3 separate regions of the Homo sapiens genome follow, and regions 1 and 2 are each linked to region 3. Evidence: chromatin loops called from intact Hi-C (ENCODE). Cell type or tissue: mammary epithelial cell. All regions are shown on one strand.

Region 1 (8,000 bases), 65 kb before region 3:
CTGAATACCTAGGTGATGGCTTGATAGGTGCAGCCAACCACTATGGCACATGTTTACCTATGTAACAAACCTACACATTCTGCACATGTATCCAAGAACTCAAATTTTTTTTTAAAAGGGAGAAATGAGGTATATACCTAAGAACACAGATGTATATGTGAATTTTCATAGCAGCATTTTTTTCATTATACCCACAAATTGAATACACTCTCTCAACTCGAGATGAGAATAAAAACAATGTTTTGTATGTATGTATACAATGGAATACTATTGGGCATTAAAAACAAATGAAATACTGGTACATGGTTACTTCATGGATGAATGCCAAAATATTGTGTAAGTGGAGGATCCTACATGGAATTTACATAGTATGCCCAATAATGGGAAATAACTTGGGGCACAAATCAGACACTCATGTTGTTGCAAAGAATCTAGTTTCATTCTCTTTTTGTGTTTGTGTGGTATTCCATGATGTATTTGTACATTTTCTTTATCCAATCCACCACTGATGGGCACCTAGATTGATTCCATGATTTGATTTATTTTTTAAAATATATCTTTAGTGTTTGTTCATCTTATTTTTTTCCATTTTATTTTCAATTCAGGGAGTACATATACAGTTTTATTACTTGTATAACAATCTAGGGTACAAATGATCCCGCCACCCAGGTACTGAGCATAGTACCCAACAGTTCGATTTTCAGATTTTGCCCCACTCCTTCCCTTCCCCGTCTCCAGTTTTTGTTGTTGCCGTCTTTACGTTCTTAGTACTCAATGTCTCCAGTTTTTGTCGTTGCCATCTTTATGTTCCTCAGTACTCAATGTTTAGCTCCCACTTATAATTGAGAACATGCAGTATTTGATTTTCTGTTTCTGCATTACTTTGCTTAGAATAATGGCTTCCAGTTGCATCCATGTTGTTGCAAAGGACATAATTTCATCTTTTTTGTGGTTGTGTGGTATTCCATGGTGTATATGTACATTTTCTTTATCTATTCCACCATCGATGGGCACCTAGGTTGATTCCATGTCTTTGCTCTTGTGAATGGTGCTGCGATATGAGTGCATGTATCTTTTTGGTAGAACAATTTGTTCTCTTTTTGATATATAACCAGTAATGGGATTGCTAGGTTGAATAGTAGTTATGTTTTAAGTTCTTTGAGAAATATCTGAACTGCTTTCCATGGTGGCTGAAGTAGTTTACATTCCCACCATGGAACTGAGAGTGGGAAAGTATTGTTTGCAAGTGGGTACAATGGAACATTTTGGGGATGAGCGAAGTGTTCTAAAACTTGCTGTGCTGATGGTTGCAGAGTTCAATATATTTACTAAAAATTATTAAGTCACACATATTAGGTGAAATTAATGGCTTATAAATTATATATCACTAAACTTGCCTAAAATGAATTAAAGACACGAGTAAGACAAAAATTTAAAAAACCCTTATAAAACAAACAGTACCATAAACATACATTTAAAAAATAGCAACCTGGGAAAACACTTAAAATATATATGGCATATGATAAACAAATGATATCATTAATGTATAAAATCAACAAAACATCAGAGATATCCAAGATATAAAATAGATACGGTGATTGCATAAAAATAGAATTAGCTTTGAACTCTCAGAACGGCAGCACACTTTCCAACATTGCTCTCTTTTTCACCTTTCCATCCTCTCAGTTTCTCTGCTAGGAAACCAAAATGGTATGAAGTTGGTCAATTATGTTTATCAAATCCTCTTAAGTGGTAGACCTTATTTTAGAGACTTGGGATAGAATAATGAACAAAATATAAAGAGACCATTCTTAAAAAAATTACTCAGTTATCCTTTATTGTCAATACAGATGATAGATACGTGAATTAAGATTACTTTACATCTTAATTAATGTTGTGTAAGTCAAATAGTATAGTGTTATAGGAAATCCCTGGGTGTATTGCTTTTACCAAGGTGATTGCAAAAGATCTCCATGAGAAGGTAATATTAAAATTTGGGGACAGCCTTAAAATTGGAGGGATAGGGTGGAAAATGAAGGAAATGGGGCTGCAAAAACTCTTAGTAGGGGTTGAATTTCGTTTATGTCAAGCATTTCTGAGGTTAGTGAATGCAGGGCAGGATGAAAGGGAATAAACTGGAGACAGCTTATGTGGAACATCACATGGCTTATGAGGCTATTAAGACATTTTAGTAATGAGACTGTTAAGACAGATTTTATTCTGTTTACTTTTAGAAAGTCAAAGAAAAATTATCAAAACTTTGAAAAATCTCTTGGTTACAAAATGGCTTTCTTTCCTTTCCTTTCTTATTAATTGAGATATTATTAGCTAAGCTAACATCAGGAAAAAAATATTAGGCTCTGCTGGTAATCAGTGGCATTGATTGGGAAAGGATTCAGGATTTTAGATGTTGACTTTGGTTTATAAGCTGTAAGTGTGTATGTGTGTACGTGTTTTTGTGTGTGCATATATAAGTGCACATGTGTGTGTTTATATACTTATATTTATAAAATATATACAGCAGGTCCTCAACCTCATATTGTTCAACGTTATTAAGATAGAATGTTTATGATAAAAAATATCGTCTTCAGCTGTGGCCACTGTCTTCGTGAAGTTTGAACCTTCTCCTTATCTTTGCATGGGCATTACCCAAGTACTTATATTTCCTTCCACATCCCAAAGATATGCACATTCAGTTAATTGGACGAGTGTCTAAATTGTCCCCACATGTAAGAATGTGGAAGTGTGTGAGAGTATACTCTGCAATGGGATAGTGTCCTGTCCAGGATTGGTTTCTCTTGTGTCTCGAATTGCCTGGTTAGGCTCTGGCCACCCACAATTCTGAACTGAAATAATTGGGTAAATAATCATCCTACTTGCTTTTATTTATCTTTCTTAAATATATGTATAGCTCCCATTTATTTCAGTGTTAAATATTAGAAGGCTTTCACCTTTATTTAGAAGTTTCATGATGTTTTTTGACTAGAAATATGCCGGAGTAACTTGACTCTTCTTTATATCAATCAGCCTGTAGTAAATTCGTTTCATTATACAACACTTCACTTAAAGTCACAGTTTCCAAGACCCATTGATGACACTAAGTGAGTACTTACTGTATATTTATTAGGTATATATGCAAGATTATATAATGTCATAAATACATAAGATACAAATATACACAAGATACATACATATACATAATACATGCATATGCTGTGGTGGTCACTGAGTGTCTGAGGCCGGCACATAGGTGATAAAAGAATTTACTAAGACAGTAATGAGTTTAGAAAGGCAGATTTGTTTCGAGAAAAGGGGAAAATATGTTGCAAGAGAGCAGTAGGCAAGACAGCAGAGGGAAAGCTGCCTGCAAAGAGGCAGGGGCTGGAGGAAAATTTTTTAAGGTCGTGCTGCTTAAGCTGAGTACTTGCAGACAGCATGCAGGTGGGCTGTGAGCTAGGTGCTTGTAAAAGGATGCTTAGATGCTAGTGAGCCATTTGAGGTTGACCCTGTTTCTTAGAACATTTGCTCCCCTCTACCCTGTTTCTGTTCCTGCCAGCAAAACCCATTTTTCAATTTTCTTTTAACTCCTTAGGGCTACACATTTCCCTCCTGACAGAACAACAGTGACAAATCTGTGCTATTTGGGTAGAGGTCTCATCTTCCAACTACTTTCTGCTACCCTGGGCATAGAACTGACCATTCCTAAGGTTGTTGGCTTGTCAGGGGATGCTCTGAGTCATTGTCTTGGGTTATGGTACTTAAATTGTTGGGCATAGCTGGAGGATGGGACTCAGGGAGAAGAGGATGTCCATAAGGAACTGACGTCCAGCGAAGTCTAAAGGAGAATCGTGGAGGTGTCTGGGTATCATTGGCTGATACTCTTGCATCCTTAGAAGCTTGGTGTGCAACTGCTGCATTCTGGAAGAAACAAATTTAACCAGGGTAAGTTAGAGACAGGGAGTTGGGGTATGAAATAAAACTGCCTGAAGGGGGAGCCTGGCTGCCACTTTTACTTATTTGTCAGCCCCGTTGTTCTTAATGAAGATTTCATCATTGTTCTTCTGATAGGCTTTGCAGTGAAAGATACTGCCTGTGTAGGAAGTATAATTGCCTCCAATAGGGCCATAAATTCAGGAGCATGTTTAATTAGAGTATCTTGGGCTGTTAAAAATCCTCTTTTCCAGCAAATAGCATCATGAGCATGTACTACATGAAAGCATGGGCTGAGTCTGTAAATTTTAAGCCTCATGCCTGCTCCCAATTGTAAGGCTAGAGTTAGAGCAATGAGTACTGAATTCTGGGCTGAGGTGGTGCCTGATTTTTCTATTAGGGGCTGTATTAGTCCGTTTTCACACTGCTGATAAAGTCATACCAGCGACTGGGCAATTTACAAAAGAAAGATGTTAACTGAACTTACAGTTCCGCCTGGCTGGGGAAGGTCTCACAATCATGGAAGAGGGTGAAAGACACTTCTTACATGGTGGCAGCAAGAGAGAATGAGGGAGAAGCAAAAGCAGAACCCCCTGATAAACCCATCAGAGCTCATGAGACTTATTCACTATCACGAGAATAGCATGGGAAAGACCAGCCACTATGATTCAATTACCTCCCCCTGGGTCCCTCCCACAACATGTGGGAATTCTGGGAGATAAAATTCAAGTTGAGATTTGGGTGGGGACACAGCCAAACCATATTATTCTGCCTCTGGCCCCTCCAAATCTCATGTCCTCCTATTTCAAAACCAATCATGCCTTCCCAACAGTTCCCCAAAGTCTTAACTCAATTCAGCATTAACCCAAAGTCCACAGTCCAAAGTCTCATCTGAAACAAGGCAAGTCCCTTCTGCCTATAAGCCTGTAAAATCAAAAACAGGTTAGTTACTTCCTAGATGCAATGGGGATACAGGCATTGGGTAAATATGGCCATTCCAAATGGGAGAAATTAGCCAAAACAAAGAAGTTACAGGCCCCATGCAATTCCAAAATCCAGCGGAGAAGTCAAATGTTAAAGTTTCAAATGATGTTTTTTGACTCCCCATCTTGCGTCCGGGTCATGCTGACGGAAGTGGTGGGTTTCCATGGTCCTGGGCAGCTCCACCCCTGAAGCTTTGCAGGGTACAGCCTCCCAGCTGCTTTCATGGGCTGATGTTGAGTGTCTGTGACTTTTCCAGGTGCACGGTGCAAGCTGTTGGTGGATCTAACATTCTGGGTTCAGGAGGATGGTAGGCCCCTTCTCACAGCTCCACTAGGCAGTGCACCAGTACGGACTCTGCATGGGGGCTTTGACCCCACATTTCCCTTTTGCACTGGACTAGAAGATGTTATCCATGAGGTTTCCCTACCTGCAGCAAACTTTTTCTTGGGCAACCAGGCATTTCCATACATCTTCTGAAATCTAGGCAGAGGTTCCCAAACCTCAATTCTTGGTTTCTGTGCACCTGCAGGCTCAACACCACATGGAAGCTCCCAAGGCTTGGGGCTTCCACCCTTTGAAGCCACAGCCCAAGCTGTACATTGGCCCCTTTCAGACATGGTTGGAGCAGCTGGGACACAGGGCATCAAGTTCCTAGGATGCCCATAGCACAGGGACCCTGGGCCTGGTCCACGAAACCAATTTTTCCTCCTGGGCCTCCTGGCCTGTGATGGGAGAGGCTGCTGTGAAGCTCTCTGACATGGCCTGGAGACATTTCCCCATGGTCTTGGGGATTAACATTAGGCTCCTTACTACTTACGCAAATTTCTACAGCCGGCTTGAATTTCTCCCCAGAAAAATGGGTTTTTCTTTTCTACTGCATCATCAGGCTACAAATTTTCTGAACTTTTATGCTCTGTTCCCCTTTTAAAATGGAATGCTTTTAACAGTACCCAGATCACCTCTTGAATGTTTGCTGCTTAGAAATTTCTTCTACCAGATACCCTAAATAATCTCTCTCAATTTCATAATTCCACAGATCTCTAGGGGAGGGGCAAAATGCCACCAGTCTCTTTGCTAAATCATAACAAGAGTCACTTTTGCTCCAGTTCCCAACAAGTTCCTCATCTCCATCTGAGACTACCTCAGCCTGGATTTATTGTCCATATCACTATAAGCATTTTGGGCAAAGCCATTCAACAAGTCTCTAGGAAGTTCCCAACTTTCCCACATTTTCCTATCTTCTTCTGAGCCCTTCAAACTTTTCCAATCTCTGTCTATTACCCAGTTCCAAAGTTGCTTCCACATTTTCAGTAATGTGCCACTCTACTGGTAACAATTTACTGTATTAGTCTGTTTTCATGCTGCTGATAAAGACATACCTAAGACTGGACAATTTACAAAAGAAAGAGGTTTAATTGGACTTACAGTTCCACCTGGCTGGGGAAGGTCTCACAGTCATGGCAGATGGCAAAAGGCACTTCTTACATGGTGGCAGCAAGAGAGAAGCAGCAAAAGTGGAAACCCCTGATGAACCCATCAGATCTTGTGAGACTTATTCACTATCATAAGACTAGTATGGGAGACTGGCCCCCATGATTCAGTTACCTCCCCCTGGGTCCCCCCTATGTTGGGTCTCTCCTACAACACACGGTACTTCTGGGAGATACAAGTCAAGTTGATATTTGGGTGGGGACATAGCCAAACTCTATCAGGAGCTGTAGGTCCATTTGGGCTTCAGGCTTCAAGGGATATTGGGGCTTCCTAGGGAAAATGTTAGAGCCCTTAAGATGGATTTTTACAGGGTCTGCAAACTAAGAACATCATGAAGTGGAGGTATCTCATACCTCTAGAATTTGTTGTTAAATGAAGGATTTTAGGGGATTGGCACTTTTGGTGGCAGGAGCTAGTAATGTTAATATTGGGCAAGTGTATTTGGGGAATTGAAAGCTAGTTTGGAGTTTTGTCATTATATCCCCTCTAAGTAGGTAGGTAGGACAGCTTGGTAGAACCAGGCAAGAGTAAGTGAAAACATGTTTCTCCAGCGTGCATAACAAGGGGGAAGTGAAGCGTCCCTGATGTGGTTGGCTGTCTATGCTGGTGTGGAGGATCAAAGACTAAAACGTAGGTCCGGAAAAACTAATTAGGGCTGAAGAAGTAGCTCCTATGTTGATTACAAACTCAGTCCTATTCCCTTCCACATTTAGGGTTACTCAAAGCTCAATCATAGAGATGGTTAATACAGGAGCCTGGATGGCCTCTGGGTCCCATCAGTTATCTCTTTCTGCCTTCTCAGTCTTATTAGCTTCCTCGTAGTTAAGGAACACCGTTAGGGGCATTTGTTGTTGCCATCCTCCCAAATTAGCCCATAATTGAGGTTGCTAGTTACGGGATGACTCTCCTGCGTGTGGGAGAGAGGGGCAATCCCATTTCCAATGCCTGGGTTGTTTGCAGTGTGGACAGGAGCTAATCGGTGGTCCCTGAGTGCCAGAAGATGGGTGGGGAGGGTTTTGACAGTTCTGGTGTTAAAGATCTTGAAAGCCATGTCCAGTAAAGTGGGGAATGGAGTTGTGGTCCTTGGTCTAGTCTCTGGGATTTGCACCTAATATCTGAAGAAGCCTCACTGATAAAATGAACAGTCAAATTAATGGGGCCTTCTGGGCTATGAGGGTTCATATTAGGGTATTTTCTCACGGCTTCAGCCAGCCTAGAGTGAAGTAGAGCTGAGTTTTCATTTGACCCCTGTGTTACCTCTTTTAGATTAGCAAAGTTGACTGGTCCTATGGCAGCCTTTTTTATGCCTACAATTAAATAAGTAGTCATTTAATTACTACGTTCCCTGCCAGTGTTTCCCTTCTGGTAGCCCTATCTAGGATCAACATCAGGAACTGCTGTTCTTCCCAGGCCAGACTCCTGAGGGTTGTGGGCAAGAACCTCCTGTGGCCACTCTTGAGCCAGGGACCAAATGGAGGCCTTTTCTTCATGAATACAACTGGTGGTAAAGATAATATAAATGTTCTGCCAAGTGTGTTCAAAGGAAACAGTATTTTGAATTCTTTTATGAAATGGGAAGCATCCTGCTGAAAGAA
Region 2 (8,000 bases), 46 kb before region 3:
AACCTGAGTTTAAGTTCCAGTTGTACTATTTAATAACTTAGTAACAAAGAGAGGATGACATCATCGCTTAGGTTTCAGATTTCCTTATCTGTAATATGGGCACAAAATATCTTGCTTGATAATATGGGAATTCAACAACCTTTAAAGGCAGCATCAAATACTGGTTAGGAGCTCATATCCTGAAGGCAGGCATCTTCTTTCAAATTCTAGTTCAAACTTCTACTTCTCTGAGTTTATATTAATCAGCACATCAAAACTTTGTCTCTAATAACTTCTAGCTCTTTGATCATGGTAAGAAATATATTTTCTAGTATCTTAATAACTTCATTTGCAAATTGAGGATAATAGTGGTTTACTTTTTATTATTTAATAAATTAATAATTAAAAATGCATGATGCCAAATACTCAATAAATGTTAACTCTATTAATACTTGGCACTTATTTGACATTTACATAGGTCATTTAAAAGGAAAAAGAAAGAAAGAAAGGAGAAACGGAGAAGGAAGGAAGGAGGAGAGAGAGAAGAAAGGAAGGAAGGACAGATAGACGGAAGGAAAGAAGAAAGGAAGAAAGAGAAAGGGAGGGAGGGAGGGAAGGAGGAAGGAAGGAAGGAAAGAAGGAAGGAAGGAAGTTAGTTAACGCCTATCTTGGAAGAAAGCACTTTACACTGTTGTGATCTTTACTCATAAGTGCACTGTGAGAACTCTTCCTGATCCTCATACATGGAAGGAAGATGCATCTGTGATCTAGAGACTCTGACCCTCTAGGCCAAGGAGATACCATGTGAGCAAAATATAATGGCCCAGAATCATCTCACTTACACATCTAAGAAAGACTTCAAATGAAGCCCATTTACTGTATTTTTCATACCCAAAGTAGCAGAATCATAGCTCATTGGAGTAGCACAATCATAGCTCATTCTCTCCCAGACTAGAGTGTGGTGGCATGATCAATGGCTCACTGCAGCGTCAACCTCACAGGCTCAAGTGATCCTCTTGCCTCAGCCTCCCACGTAGCTAGCACTACAGGCATGACACATATAGTATTAATACTTTCTTCTACCTGTTTCCAAAGACATTGTAAAAAGACAGTGAGTATGTGTGTGCATGTATTTGTGTGAAGGTGTGTGTGTGTGTAACAGGAAAAATATAATATAAATCTCCTTCATTTGGGCAGATCACAGAGTCATTACGCATAAAAGGAGAGGAAATAATGTCAATTTGGATTTGTTTCAAACTACTTTTATACGGACTTACTCTTAAAGCGGCTAAAAATTAGTGCAAAGTTGCAAACAGGTAGCATATAGGTGTTTGAACAGGGCTATCATTTTTCCTTGTGTCTCATGCAGCTGTGTGCAAAGTGTTATGATTTCCACAACTCAGTTGTAGGAGTCTCAGTCCACTAAGTCAGAAAGTCTGTGGACTCATGTCTACACATGAAAAGTCTAAGTACTAAAATAACTGAAAACAAACCTTTTATCAGGCCATGTTTACCAGACTTCGTGTTAGGGTTACAGGCCTGGAAATTTTGGCTTCGTCTATGCAGTATCACTCTCTTCTTATCTACATTCATGCGTCAGTGATGAGAAGTTTTTTTCTTTATGTCCACCCATGGGTTTTCTGTGGCCAGGCCTGACCACAGCTCACCACAACTTCATACTCAATTTCTCTGCCCCAGCACATAGTTAGGCAATGTGTCATTGCACAGTAGGAATCCAAATCAAATAACTCTGAACAAAGTCTCTTGTGTAGGTGGATTCTATACTTGCTTTTGAACGTTAAAAAAGAAAAGGAAAAATATTGCTGAATGTGCCTCCTACCATTTTCTATAGCACTGACCTTCACACCTGACCCAGATGGAAATAAAACATCCCTTACCTTTTTTTTAAATGCTTTAGAACACTATGTGACTAAAGAGGAAGTTTTGTGAGAATTATTTTTGCCACAGTCCTTACAGTTGAGAATGGCCCGAGTTTTATTTTGAAATCATCAGAGGATTTAATCATTAAATAATTGTTTACTATGGGACTTGGTTAACAGTAGGGATAACTGAATGAAATGGTTAAGCAAAGAGCATATCTACACGGTTAAAACAGGACTATTTTTTTCTTTCCTTTTTTTCTTTTTCAATTTTTTTTTTCTAACCTTGCTCTGTCACCCAGGTTGGAGTGGAGTAGCACAATCATACCTCAGTCTCTCCCAGGCTAGAGTGCAGTGGCATGATCAGTGGCTCACTGCAGCCTCAACCTCACAGGCTCAAGTGATCTTCTTGCCTCAGGCTCCCAAGTAGCTAGCACTACAGTCATACACCACCAAGCCTGGCTACTTTTGTGTGTGTGTGTGTGTGTGTGTAGAGACAGGGTCTCAGTATATTATGCAGGCTAATCTTGAACTTCTGGGCTTAAGCAATCCACCCACTTTGGCCTCCCAGACTGCTGGAATTACAGGTGTGGGCCACCATGGCTGGCTATTTTTTTCTTACATTTTTTAATGACCTTTCCACCACAAATGAAATTTACACATTATGTTTGATATTTATTTTATTTAAGATGTCAGAGGATTAATATCTTAACATTTAATTTGGAAATATTATATATATAATATGTACATATATATTTGCATACCAAAGTACAAAAAATAAATTGTCTTCAAGTGGACTGTATTATCGACTTTAAATTTGATCAACTTTAAATAAATTATGGTCCACAAGTACTATCACATGACAATTTTCTGATTAGCTGAATACATATAGGACAGACATTAAAGGCTGTTAAAAATGCTATCAACCAACTTTGAAAGAGATCACTTCGTAATGTGAATTTAAAGTTTAAAATTTTAAGATGAATAAAACAATATCACTCCTAAAATAAAATAAGAAAACTCAGAAATTTGTTATAAGAATATCAAAATATCTTACAGAAATTAGGAAGAGAACCAGAGACACTCGGTCCTACTTGAGGGTGGAGGGTGAGAGAAGGGTGAGGATCAAAAAACTACCTATCAGGTATTATGTTTATTACCTGAGTGGTGAAATAATCTGTACACCAGCCTCCCAAGACATGCAATTTATCTATATAACAAACTTGTGCATGTACCCCTGAACCTATAAAATAAACGTTTTAAAAAAAAAGAAATTAAGGGAAGGAATGCAGACAGCTGGGCATGAGATGTAACTCTGAGTCTAATAAGAATTTGCTTTCTGTCTCTTGATGCCTTTTCTACATGCCTACTTCATTCTTCTCTCTTCATTACATTCTTTGTTTTTCCAAGACCACATAGCCAAAGAAATTTGACAGTTTCTGAATTACACCAATTACAAAAACACAAACAAACTGAAAGATAATTGGTTTGAGTTAGGAATAGGTTCCTGCTATGTCTAATCCACTGTGTAAGTGGATTAGAGGGTGGAAGTACACTATTTTTAATAAAAGAAAAGATAAAAGAAGTTCTTAGAGAAGTTAAGGCAGGTAGTGGTTATTGAAAAGGCAAAACAAGGTATATACACCATTTTATTATCATGGAGCTTCTTTCATGATCCCTTGCCTTGCTGTTCCCTCTTTAGTACTGTCTTCTAGGCAATCCATGGTCCCCAACCAAAAGCCTATCTTCTATATTTTTAAACAAAAAATAACTAGATCTGAAAATATCCATTTGTTTGATCTTGTGTGTTTCTTCTTTAGAAATCGTATTTTATTCAGGCAAGGTGTCCATGAAGATATTAAAACTTCACTGGTACGCCTCCATAGTCTTGACTCAGTGATTCTCATAATGCAAAGAACAGAATTATCTTTTTAAATAAAGCATTGCAAACACCTCCTAGATTTCATGGCTTAAATACCTGCTTAGTGAGGTCATCATTCAGATACAATCAATTTCATTTCAAACACAAGACAACTCTTTTACCCTAAGCAAATGCTTATGTGCATTTACATAGTCCCTTCTGGTGGCTATCATGGCTGCCTTGAATATCTTCTTTAAGGAAAATCCAGAATGTTCCTTTCCTATGTGAAGCCCCTTCATATATTTGAGTATTTTTAAAACATGGAGGTAATTTGCTTTTCAGGTTTGTAAATTTAACTCATTCGATATGTCTGTAATATGTGGATGTTGCTTTGGTGGAGGAACTGGGGTGATGTCTGAATGAATGGGAAGGAAATTCTAAAGGGATGATCAATATAGAGTCAGAAGGAAATCAAGTTGAATACATTAAAGTGTGTCAAGACTCAACCTTCTTATGCTACATTAAACACATTTACACAAGTAAAAATAAGTATTTTAGAACTTCCATTAAGACTCCATGAAGAACTAATGGAATGTTAAGCTAAAAATATCAAGGCTATTAAATCAAATGCACATGACACGAAGCCTGTTTGAAATAGTTGATACTATCAACATACGTAAATTCACTAATGCTAATTATTAAGTGTGTTCTAGACACCACTATATCCCCCAAAACTTAACATGTCCTCTGGTAAATAATAGATATTTAATAAAAATGTGAATGAATAAATAAGCAAACACGAGGTATAAGATACTTCATATAAATGTGAAGACGGAGAATAGTGACTTTGAAGATTCAATCATTATATCTAGAGACTTACTTGTAATTATGATTTTAGAATGAGCCTATTGAAGTGTAGTTTTCTGAGCTTAGAAGCAGAAACAATATAACTTATTTGACAAAGCAAATACATTTTTTCAGTGATTTTTTGGGGCACACAAGAATGACACAAGGATCATTTTAAACTAAGATATCAGTAACTACCTTTTGGCTCCCCCTAGGGTATGAACTAGAAATATAAAGTTACTTGGAGTACTTGTGCTGGGGAGAGACAAAATGTAGTAGTTGAGTCATGAATGAGTTAATTAAAGCCTGGGCCTCTACGATGAGCAAGAGTATGTAATGCTATTATAAAGGAAGTAATGTGCATGATGGTTTGAAATTTTCAACAATAAGGGATTTTTCAATGTGACTCTATTGGAAAGTTACTTATTCTCTCAACCATAGTAGCAATGGAGGGTGAAGATTCAGAGACAAAAAAAGCAGCTTTATAAGAAGCATAGAAAACGGAGTAGTGAGAAAGGCAGTGAAGTAATTCAAATCCCTGCACTCATTTAATTTTCAGTTCTTTTTATTATAATTATTATTTTAATTGACACATAATACCTGCATATGTTTATAGGGTACAGTGTGATAGTTCATGTATGCCACACGTAATGTCCAAATCCAAGTAATAAGCATATCTGTCACCACAAACATTTTTCTTAGTGTTGAGAACATTCAAAATCTTCTCTTCTAGCTATTTTTATTTCTAATTCTAACCAAAATTTTAAAAATAGTCCTTAACATAACTAAACAACTGAATCACTCTTAGAGTTTGAGGACCTGTTTATGTATTGTTTGCTAAATTCATTTATGTTTCTTCATTTAATCTTCATAACTACTCTGCTTGCCAGTTATTTATATCTACAGCAGCATAATTCAATTATGTTTTAACTCATACTCCTTTTTCCATTACTAAATACTGATTGAGAGCTTTGAAACCAGACCTCCTTCTTGAGAAATAGTCTTTTTTTCAGAATGTGTTGTTGGGATTTACAGTTGTCTTGACAAGGTACGGACCTCCATAAGGATAACTATAATTTCACAAATAGTTCTCTAATGGGTTATTAGGCACTTTCTAAGCTCATTTAGTCAAAAACTGTGTTTGTTGCTGTATTTGTGTTAGAAATAAATTTAATTACAGTTCAAAGAGTTTGTACAAAAAAGAAGAAAGCAAATTAAATGCCAGTTTAATTTTCATGGCCTCTAAGTTAGCTGGCTTTTTTTAAAAAATAATTTTGGTATGGTAGCTACGCAATATTCACAACTATTCTTACTAGGGCTCTTTATTGTCCTTTAATTTCTGTAGGACTTAAATTTTAATAAGACAAATATAAAAAATTATCTGTATTTTTTCTGTGGAAGATATAAATAATTTAAAACTTGCACGAGATTCAGGAAAATTTATGGAGATAGTAATGTGCATTAATTAATTGAATTGTAAGCTCTTAAGCTGCCTTTTCTCTTCTAAACTGCTCACTTTCATTGGTACTTCATTTGAAAATTGGTGCACATTCTAGTTCATATGAATTTGCTCATTTTCATTGGGACTTCATTTGAAAATTGACTATATTCAAGGTCCAAACTCTAGTTCATATGCATTTGGTTAAATCCATCAGCAAATTCTATTTTCTTGGTCACAGTGAAATGTGACTGTAGCCAGTTCAATCAGACTGAACATCAGAACTTTGTGTAGGAGTTCTAAGATCTACACGCAAATTCTTTTTTTTTTTTTTTTTTTGAGATGAAGTCCTGCTCTTGTCCCCCAGGCTGGAGTGCAATGACACGATCTTGGCTCACTGCAACCTCCGCCTCCCGGGTTCAACTGATTCTCCTGCCTCAGTCTCCCGAGTAGCTGGGATTACAGGCGCCTGCCACCATGCCTGGCTAATTTTTGTATTTTTAGTAGAGACGAGGTTTCACCATGTTGGCCAGGCTGGTCTCGAACTCCTGACCTCAGGTGATCTGCCTGCCTCCACCTCTCAAAGTGCTGGGATTACAGGCATGAGCCACCAAGCCTGGCCTCACACGAATTCTTTATTTACATGAACCATTACTTGCAAGCAAAGGCATTTAAACTGATTCAGAATTTGATAAACAAAGGGAAATAAAGATTGACAATAAGAGATCTTGAAATTTGAATAAAGTAAACTAAGGGGGTAGAACAAAGGGTAGTAAGGATTTTCCACACTCCCCAACTCCCAACGCTACCCTATACCCTTGCAAACTGAAACTGGAAATCCTTACTACATGTTAGTGAAACAGCTGTGAATCTGTAATCTATAGTACACCAAGATGCAGATCTTGCATCTACTCGGCCTGCAAAAGTAGTTGAAGCAGGAAAATGTCATAAAGTCTGTGTTAGCTAATCATGCAGCTTTCAGTAAATCCTAAAATAAACAAGCTTTTCTGAAGCCAACTCATCTGAAGGAAAACAATAAAAATAATAGAGGTTTGCTAAAAAGAAACCACTTTTGCCTGTGGGTTGCAAATAAAAGAAAATAACCGGCCATATGCAGAAAACTGAAACTGGACCCCTTCGTTACACCTTATAAAAAAATAACTCAAGATGAATTAAAGGCTTAAACGTAAGACCAAAAACCATAAAAACCCTAGAAGAAAGCCTAGGCAGTACCATTCAGGACATAGGCATGGGCAAAGACTTCACGACTAATTTTGGCAACAAAAGCTGAAATTGACAAATGGGATCTAATTAAACTAAAGAGCTTCTGCACAGCAAAAGAAACTGTCATCAAAGTGAACAGGCAACCTACAGAACGGGAGAAAATGTTTGCAATCTATCCATCTGACAAAGGGCTAATAATCAGAATCTACAAGGAACTTAAACAAATTTACAAGAAAAAAAATACATCCCCATCAAAAAGTGGGAGAAGAATATGAACAGACACTTCTCAAAAGAAGACATTTATGCAGCCAACAAACATACGAAAGAAGGTTTATAATCACTGGCCATTAGAGAAAGGCAAATCAAAACCACAAGGAGATACCATCTCATGCCAGTTAGAATGTCGATCACTAAAAAGTCAGGAAACAACAGAAGCTGGAGAGGATGTGGAGAAATAAGAACGCTTTTACACTGTTGGGAGTGTAAATTAGTTCAACCATTGGGTAAGACAGTGTGGCAATTCCTCAAGGATCTAGAACCAGAAATACCATTTGACCCAGCAATCTTATTACTGGGTATATACCCAAAGTTTTATAAATCATTCTACTATAAAGACACTTGCACACGTGTGTTTATTGCAGCACTGTTCACAATAGCAAAGATTTGGATCCAACCCAAATGTTCATCAATGATAGACTGGATAAAGAAAATGTGACACATATACACCATGGAATACTATGAAGTCATATAAAAAGGATGAATTAATGTCCTT
Region 3 (8,000 bases):
AGACACATGAAAAAATGCTCATCATCACTGGCCATCAGAGAAATGCAAATCAAAATCACAATGAGATGCCATCTCACACCAGTTAGAATGGCGATCATTAAAAACTCAGGAAACAACTGGTGCTGGAGAGGATGTAGAGAAATAGGAACACTTTTACACTGTTGGTGGGAATGTAAACTAGTTCAACCATTGTGGAAGAGAGCATGGTGATTCCTCAAAGATCTAGAACTAGAAATACCATTTGACCCAGCCATCCCATTACTGGGTATATACCCAAAGGATTATAAATCATGCTGCTATAAAGACACATGCACACGTATGTTTATTGCAGCACTATTCACAATAGCAAAGACTTGGAACCAACCCAAATGTCCATCAATGATAGACTGGATTAAGAAAATGTGGCACATATACACCATGGAATACTATGCAGCCATAAAAAAGGATGAGTTCATGTCCTTTGTAGGGACATGGATGAAGCCAGAAACCATCATTCTCAGCAAACTATCACAAGGACAAAAAACCAAACACCGCATGTTCTCACTCATAGGTGGAAATTTAACAATGAGAACACTTGGACACAGGAAGGGGAACATCACACACCGGGGCCTGTCGTGGGGTGGGGGTGGGGGGAGGGATAGCATTAGGAGATATACCTAATGTAAATGAGGAGTTAATGGGTGCAGCACACCAACATGGCACATGTATACATATGTAACAAACCTGCACGTCGTGCACATGTACCCTAGAACTTAAAGTATAGTAGTAGAAAAAAAGAAAAGAGCTCAATGTCACTAATCATGAAGGAAATGCAAATCAAAACCTGAATGACATATTGTTTCACACTGTTAAGATGGATATCATCAAAATTGCAGTGAATAACCAGTGTTGGTGAGGATGTGGAGGAAAGGGGCCCTTGTGCACTGTTGGGAGGAATGTAAAAGGCTTTCACAAAAATGGAATATATTATGGAGGTTCCACAAAGAAATTAGATACTATAAGTACCATGTGAACCAGCAATCCCACTTCTAGGTATGTATCCATAAAAATAGAACCTTGAAGAGATATTTGCACTCCCATGTTTACTGTAACATTATTCACAAAAGCCAAGTGGTGACAGCAACCTAAATGTCCATGGGCAGATGAATGGATAAAAAAATGTATGGTACATGCACATAATGAAATATTATTGGGTTTTAAATAAGAAGGAAATCCTGTCATGTACTAGAATGTGAATGGAACTTAGGGACACCATGCTAGGTGAAATAAGCCAGTTATAGAAGGATTCCACTTACATTAGGAACTATATTTGTCAAACTCGTAGATGCAGAAAGTAGAATGGTGGTGGTCGGGGCTGGGGTAGGAGAAAATAGAGTTGCTGTTCAAAAGACAGAGTTTTAGACTAGCATGAAAATGTTCTAGAGATTTTCTATACAGTATCATATATTTATAATTTGTAATCTTGGACATATATTTTACAATATTGCACTAGACACTTAAAAACTAGAGCATTGATTTTTTGTTATGTATTTTCTGTTGCAATAAAAAATGCGTTAATCTTTTCGTAAGAAAATATTAAGCCTGTGAACCATGTTTTTACCATGATGTTCTTTTACATCCAGATTTTTCAGCTAGTGAATAAAGGCCCAGGGTTTCAAATCAGCCCTAACTTTCAAACCTGTGCAGTTCTTATTATACAATGATACAAAACTACTGTGATTCCATTACATTTTTATAAATATAGTAAGCCACCAAACATGTATTTCCTTGTTTTGTCACTAGTTATGTGAACTTGAAAACATCATGCATCTGCTCTGTTCCTCAATGACCACATGTGTAAATGAAGATCATATTATTTATCTCATGAGGTTATTGTTAGTAGTAAATGAGATAGCACGTAAAGGCCATATAATGTATTCAACTATCAAGCATTGAATATGATTATAACTTTCACCTTTGTCAAATATGTGAAACCTACAAATGTTTAAAATTATTAATTTAAACTTTCACTTATACGACCCATGGAGGGAATTGAATCAAATATATGCTAATGGAAAGACTGACATATCTTTTTATTTAGGAGTTTTGAGCTGTGAAGAATTTCACACTAAGTAATGTGAAAGAAATTTCATCACTTAAAAATATAAGCTGATAGATTAGTCACCTGTTCCTAGAGGCAATACTTATATTTGCTTTCCAAGCTGTCCATTAATTGGGTTTTATCAGAACTAGTTCCTGGCATTGAGATTACCTAGATAGATAATGTAGAAGATGTTCTTAATGCATGAAATTCAAAGGACTATAAATAGAATCTGAGCAGGCACATCTCCAGACGTGCCTTGGTAAATAAATACACTGGTGGTTTATCCAGCATATTTGACAACCAGTCTAAATAATTTTTTAAACTTCCTCTTCTTTATATGAAAAAAAATTAACAATTTTGTAATAATAATAATCATTATCTCATAGATTATTTAAAAACAAAATATATTTCATTTAAAATTTACTACTTAAATTTAATAAAATATTTTATGTATGTTTTCTGATGGAAACCCTAAGAGACAGGATAAACTACCCCCCAATATTTGGTCTGAATGTCAAGACTAATGATGCCATATAAGCACCAAGATTATATGGCAAAGTTTATTAGTCACATAATTATATTTTCCTGGAAGAGTAAGGCAGGCATACCAAGCAGGTCTGAAAATGTCTTGACATAGCAGGAGAATGGCGATTGAGAAATGAAATTGCGTTAGAGTTCCCATGCATGGGTAGGGGGTTGTGTGATTTGAACTTCCAGCTGGTGCCAAGGAAGAGAGTGTTCTGACTTTCTTATAAACTTGCTCAAATGTGAGTCAGAAGGAGTGGAGAGTGGGTTGGGGTGTTAAAGCTCTCAGCAGTTAAACATCAAAAATGGAATTGGACCCTTTTTCATAATGGTCTAAAATTAGATCCTAACAATTATATTACATATTCCACTTCGCACTTGACCATCTTAAATTATATACACATATACAAACTTCATGTAGTGATACAGAATACCCAAATTGAAGCAGCCAACTTAAGCTGTATGCTATTTGTGTTCATTTTGAATCTGTTTGTATACAACAATACATAATATCGCAGATTGGAGACATGCAGAATGCTGAAATCAAGTTAGAAACACGCCACAACAACATTTTACTCTCAAAATTAACATGTATGTGTAACTGAATCTTCATGTGTCTGAGGCCAGCAAAATAATTTTGGATTATCTGAGTTAAACACCAGGTAGAATACAATATTTATTAAAGTATTTGTAATATAAATGCAATACTTTGAAGTTTAAACATGTTATCACTAAAACGCTACAGCAACCAAAACAATTTAAAACTTTGACCAACAAAATATTTATTTTAGAAGAAAAATATTTTATCACTAATGCTGTTTAGAATTGCCTACCCATGATTCTAATAAAAAGGAGATCAACCTTTAGTTTGTTTTACACTTTTCAAATTCTCTACAAACACTGCACCCTCTCATTGCCTGTACCAGGGTGAATCAGCATAATAGTCCTGGCCTTACTACTCCTATGGAGGATAAAGTTTTCATTTTCCTATGAGAAAGCATGCATCAAATGGCATTTAGAAACATCCTAAAGAGAGTAACATGTTGATTGCTTGTCTGAGAGTAAGTTCTGATGGAAGGAATGGCAAAAGGGAGGGTGGGAGGCCAGCATACATCTGTGCAGGAAAAGAGCCACTAGTGACAAAGAGGTAATTAAAAATGTGCTCTGGAACTCAAAAGACATGTTTTCTACCTTCATAATTATGCTTCAGGCTAACATGATTATGTGGGCACCATGAGGACCTGGTAACTACATCAGCGCATATTCATTCATCTCCAAATTTGTGTCTAACACAACATTGGGACTTCTAATGCTTTATCAACTAATGATTTTTTAAATTTTAATTATAACTGACTTATCTTTTTGTTACTTTCGAACACCAAACTATCTTAAAAGCATAAAATGTTTCCCTATTTATGACTGATTAAAAATACATCCCAGGGAAACTAAGAGTTTGTTTTGGTGAGATAATGCCCTTTCTACACACCTAGTCATCTACAGTGTCTACCTTATTTTCTCTCTTAAATTGACAATCTGGCTGACAGAGTCTTGCCTTCATCCTTTCACCTCAAGGATGAAACCTCCAAGTGGGAAACTTTTTACAAGGCTGCACAAACTGTCTATGTACTTCTGGCCACCAAATAAATTCGCTCAGGTTCCAGGTCAACCTTGACAGTGTGCAAACCATTATAGTAGGTGGTTTGCAGTATACAAATGTGAAGCAGAAGCAGGCTTTTTCTGCACAGGTCAAAATATAATTCTTGTTGAAAGGTGTGTTAAAGTTCATCTCAGTCTCCACAGACTTAGGTAATGTGAATTGGCATATCCTGATATATGAAGAGATGGCAAGTACCCTAAGCATGTGTATTCTTATGAACTTCAGTTTTACCTTTATGAATTTGTCCTGAGAAAAGAATGAGGGATATGTACATAAATTTAACTACAAAACTACTCATTGAAGCATGATAACTATTTCAACTGACCAACATATATGATTGGGTAATAACAGCTGACATTTTTTTTCCATGTGTCAGAAAATGCATTTCATTACTCACTCTGCAGAGGCACAGAACATGTCAGGACCTTGCCCAGGATCAAATACCTAGAAGATAGAGGGTGGGATGGTGTCCCAGCATCTGTGAACTTAGCTAGTATGTTGTTATCCCAGTTCCACAGAGAGACAGCTCTGACTCATCTTATGGTTTAGAATTCAGTATAGGAGCCACTTCCTCAGCAAGGAGGCATTTTCTAAGAGCTGTACCTAAATCTCCCTCTACCCTTCACTTCTTCATCACAGTAGACTATTTATTTCACTCATTTTATTTATCTGAGTACATTTTTTCCTAGATCAGTGTTAACAATTTTATCGAAATGTGCCAAAAAGGATCCCATCATAGTAGTGTACAATTAAATGTTTAGCAAATTTGTGGAATTGGCTAACCATCACCACAAACCAGTTTCAAAACATTTTAATCACCTCCATAAAGTACACTGAGACAATTTGCAATCAACCCTAGCTTACACTCTCGGCTCCAAAAAAATACTTTCTATATTAATAAATTTGTCTTTTCCAGACATTTAATATAAACAAAACAGAAATATTTTTGTGTGTAGTTTTTTTTATTTATGTTGTGGCACATATGGTTTTCTGTTTCTTTTTATTGTTGAATGGTATTTCATTATATGACTATAACGCATGTTATCCATTCACCATTTGATTGGCATTTGGATTGTTTTGACTTTTTAGCTGTAACAAATAATACTGTGAACACTTACACAAGTCTCTGTGTAGACATACACTTTCATTTCTCTTGTATAGATGTGTAGAAGTGATATTATTGGGTTGTATGGTTATATTATGTTGAACTTTTTAAGAAAATGCTAAGATGTTTTTCAAAGTGGTTGTACCATTTTATATTACCACCAACATCAAGGCTTTAGTTCTTCTACACTTCGCCACACTTGGTGTGGTCTTTGGATTATAACTCCTTGAGTGGGTGTGCAATGGTATCTAATCTTGATTTTAATTTTCATTTCCTTAACTAATAAATATTTCAACTTATTGCATATTTAGTCTTCCATGATAGAATATAAGTAAGTTCTTAGAGAGCAGGGACCGTAACTGTGTTTTTCTAGTAGGGTGGTAATACACTGACAGCACTAATTTTTCAGTGATAGAATACATAATAAAATACTTTGTAGGAATTAAAGTGATTCTTATGAGGAATGTTAAATTCCCTTAATATGTACAAGTTATATTCAGTGAATTAAAAGTGGATCATAAAATATGTATAGGCTGACTTATAATTCATAAAATATATATCTACATTAAAATGTTAATGATTATTTCTGGATGGTGTGCTTAGTGGCCAGTCTATCCTATATATAATTTATACAATAAAGTAAAAGGCTTAAATATTAATTTCTAACACTTGCTTAGTTCAATACCATTCTCCTCACAAAGCCATCTAGCCTGTATGTGAATGTTTATTGACAATGAGCTCATCATCTGCTGTGCTTATCCACGTGACAAATTCACTTGAATTCCTTTATGGCGTATGAACATTTGACACCCTGTAAGTTCCTCTGTTCCTTGATCAATCTTTCAATAAGACTCTGATTTTACAAATATTTTTCTCTGACTTCAGTTTCTATTTCTTCAAGTCCGTCTTTACAAGAATCTTCAGGCAAGTTTCATCTGACAACCTTCCATGTATCTATAGCACCATCTTTGTTTGCACCTCAAAATGGATCTTACATTATCAAAATGATTGTGAAATAAGAACTATTTCTGGAAATAACACTCAGTAGAACATTTTGGGCATATAAAGCAATAACTTCCATTTTGGAAATATACTATATGCAATATACTCTACTAAATATTTTAGAAATATAATGTAAAAAATTTCACAACAATCATTCACGTATGTTAGCCTTCATTTTGCAAATAAAAACACTGATGAACAGGAAAGCAACTGAACTGTGTGAGTTTTTATAGGTAGTAAAAGCATTTGAATCTTTAGTCAATAGTGTCTTATTACAGAGCTCTTGTTCTTCTTTGCTGGATACAGGGCTTACATTCTGCTCTTCTAAACCATTATGGTTTCCAGATGCAGATTCTATGGCCTTTTTATGGAATGTGATATTTTCCTAGATGACCAGAATCCCATTTCTAACCCTATTTCAAAAAATGTCAAAGATAAAACATGTTACTCACAAATCTCAGAGCAAGTTGGATATGGGCAGAACTCTAACAAACTTGACCCTTTCTGAAACTGTGATGAATGCTGGAATGCTTAAGAGAACTGGGTCCCACAGAAGTTAATTATGGAAAATTATTGTTGTTAGACTAAAGTTGGATTAATTTTCTCCTACTCCAAGGTATATTAACCAGTCTGAAAGATAATCTGTTCATAGGCTCAAACTCTACTAGGAACAGGCCCAGAGCCACTCTGTAGCCTTCATACCATGAGACACCTGGGCCGTGCTTTTCCCACCTGGAGATATCATGGCCTTCTTCCCAAGGAAGGTTATATGTCTTTATTCCTGGGTCCAGGCAACCAGAGATAACTTGAAAATACCAAGTATAAGTCCCTTATTCTTATTGTACCAGGGCCTGCTCACATATCTGAGGGCAGTGGGACACCACAAGACAGGGAATCCTTTAAGGCCCTCCACACTGAGGGATCAGTCAAACAAGGTTGTCTTTTTCATATGCTTTCTTGGTTTCCAGCTACATTCTGACTTCTAGGCCTTCATTATGTTGATCATATACACAATGGAAGGCATGCATGAAGCAGGCAAACCTCCAAGTGACCAATCTCTCAGAAATCCTCAAAGACTCTTTGAAAGAGGCAAAAAATAATTGAGAGTTATTTTTCTTTCAAAGGGGCTCAAGATAACCTCAAATCTATGAGTAAAGCACTCGTGGACATAGATGACATTGTCCAGTGCTTTCACTCCTCCTATCAGGAACTGTTTCTCAAAACTCTTTGTTAGAACTGGTACTAAAGTGTAAGATTAAGGAATTCTATGGATTTTCACATGAATATCTAGTTTCACCTGGGTATTAGCTATTCAAAGTAGACAACTCTTCATTCAATGACACATCTGACATTTCCAGGGAACCTGCTTTAATTCTGAGCTCTGAAGAAATACTTAGATCACATATTCTCAGAAACAATTGCCTTGCTCAACTGTAAGTATGTGTAGGCCAGTAATTTCATGTTTTTACTTGATATGAACACCTATAGGGAAGCCAAGTCCTCCGAGCTTTTTCCAGGAAAATGCTCGGACCAGAATAAACCTTCTAATCAGTGGTGGAAGCCTCAGGCTGGGCTAAAATCAGATCTCTACATAGGCTTAATTTTCCCACTTAGGAGAGACTTTCAAA

The links. A loop is a pair of places that touch in the nucleus more often than their neighbours do. Peaks named below come from ENCODE experiments on the same cell type or tissue, not always from the same donor. Only the 100,000 strongest peaks of a DNase experiment are listed, where the experiment ranks them.
Region 1: it touches region 3 in a loop (3-fold over the local background); 3 of 110 quality-filtered maps call a loop at or near these places.
Region 2: a loop joins it to region 3, with 3 times the contacts of the local background. A loop is called at or near these places in 2 of 110 quality-filtered maps.

The regions. Positions count from the first base shown.
Region 1 is chr9:31,116,095-31,124,094 of GRCh38, forward strand. It overlaps LOC105376009 (a long non-coding RNA gene), which reads right to left. Exons shown (of 3, transcript XR_929539.2): 3 at 2,960-3,918. Among named protein-coding and RNA genes, the nearest start is that of LINC01243, 260 kb to the right of the region's middle. In mammary epithelial cell, a CTCF peak has its summit at 3,978 (motif pointing right); a DNase peak (open chromatin) is centred at 4,007.
Region 2 is chr9:31,135,740-31,143,739 of GRCh38, forward strand. No RefSeq gene overlaps it. Among named protein-coding and RNA genes, the nearest start is that of LINC01243, 240 kb to the right of the region's middle. In mammary epithelial cell, a CTCF peak has its summit at 4,772; DNase peaks (open chromatin) are centred at 1,612, 2,262 and 4,832; H3K27ac peaks cover 1,810 bases.
Region 3 is chr9:31,181,301-31,189,300 of GRCh38, forward strand. No RefSeq gene overlaps it. Among named protein-coding and RNA genes, the nearest start is that of LINC01243, 200 kb to the right of the region's middle. In mammary epithelial cell, no CTCF peak of the experiment used is centred here; a DNase peak (open chromatin) is centred at 4,711; H3K27ac peaks cover 2,387 bases.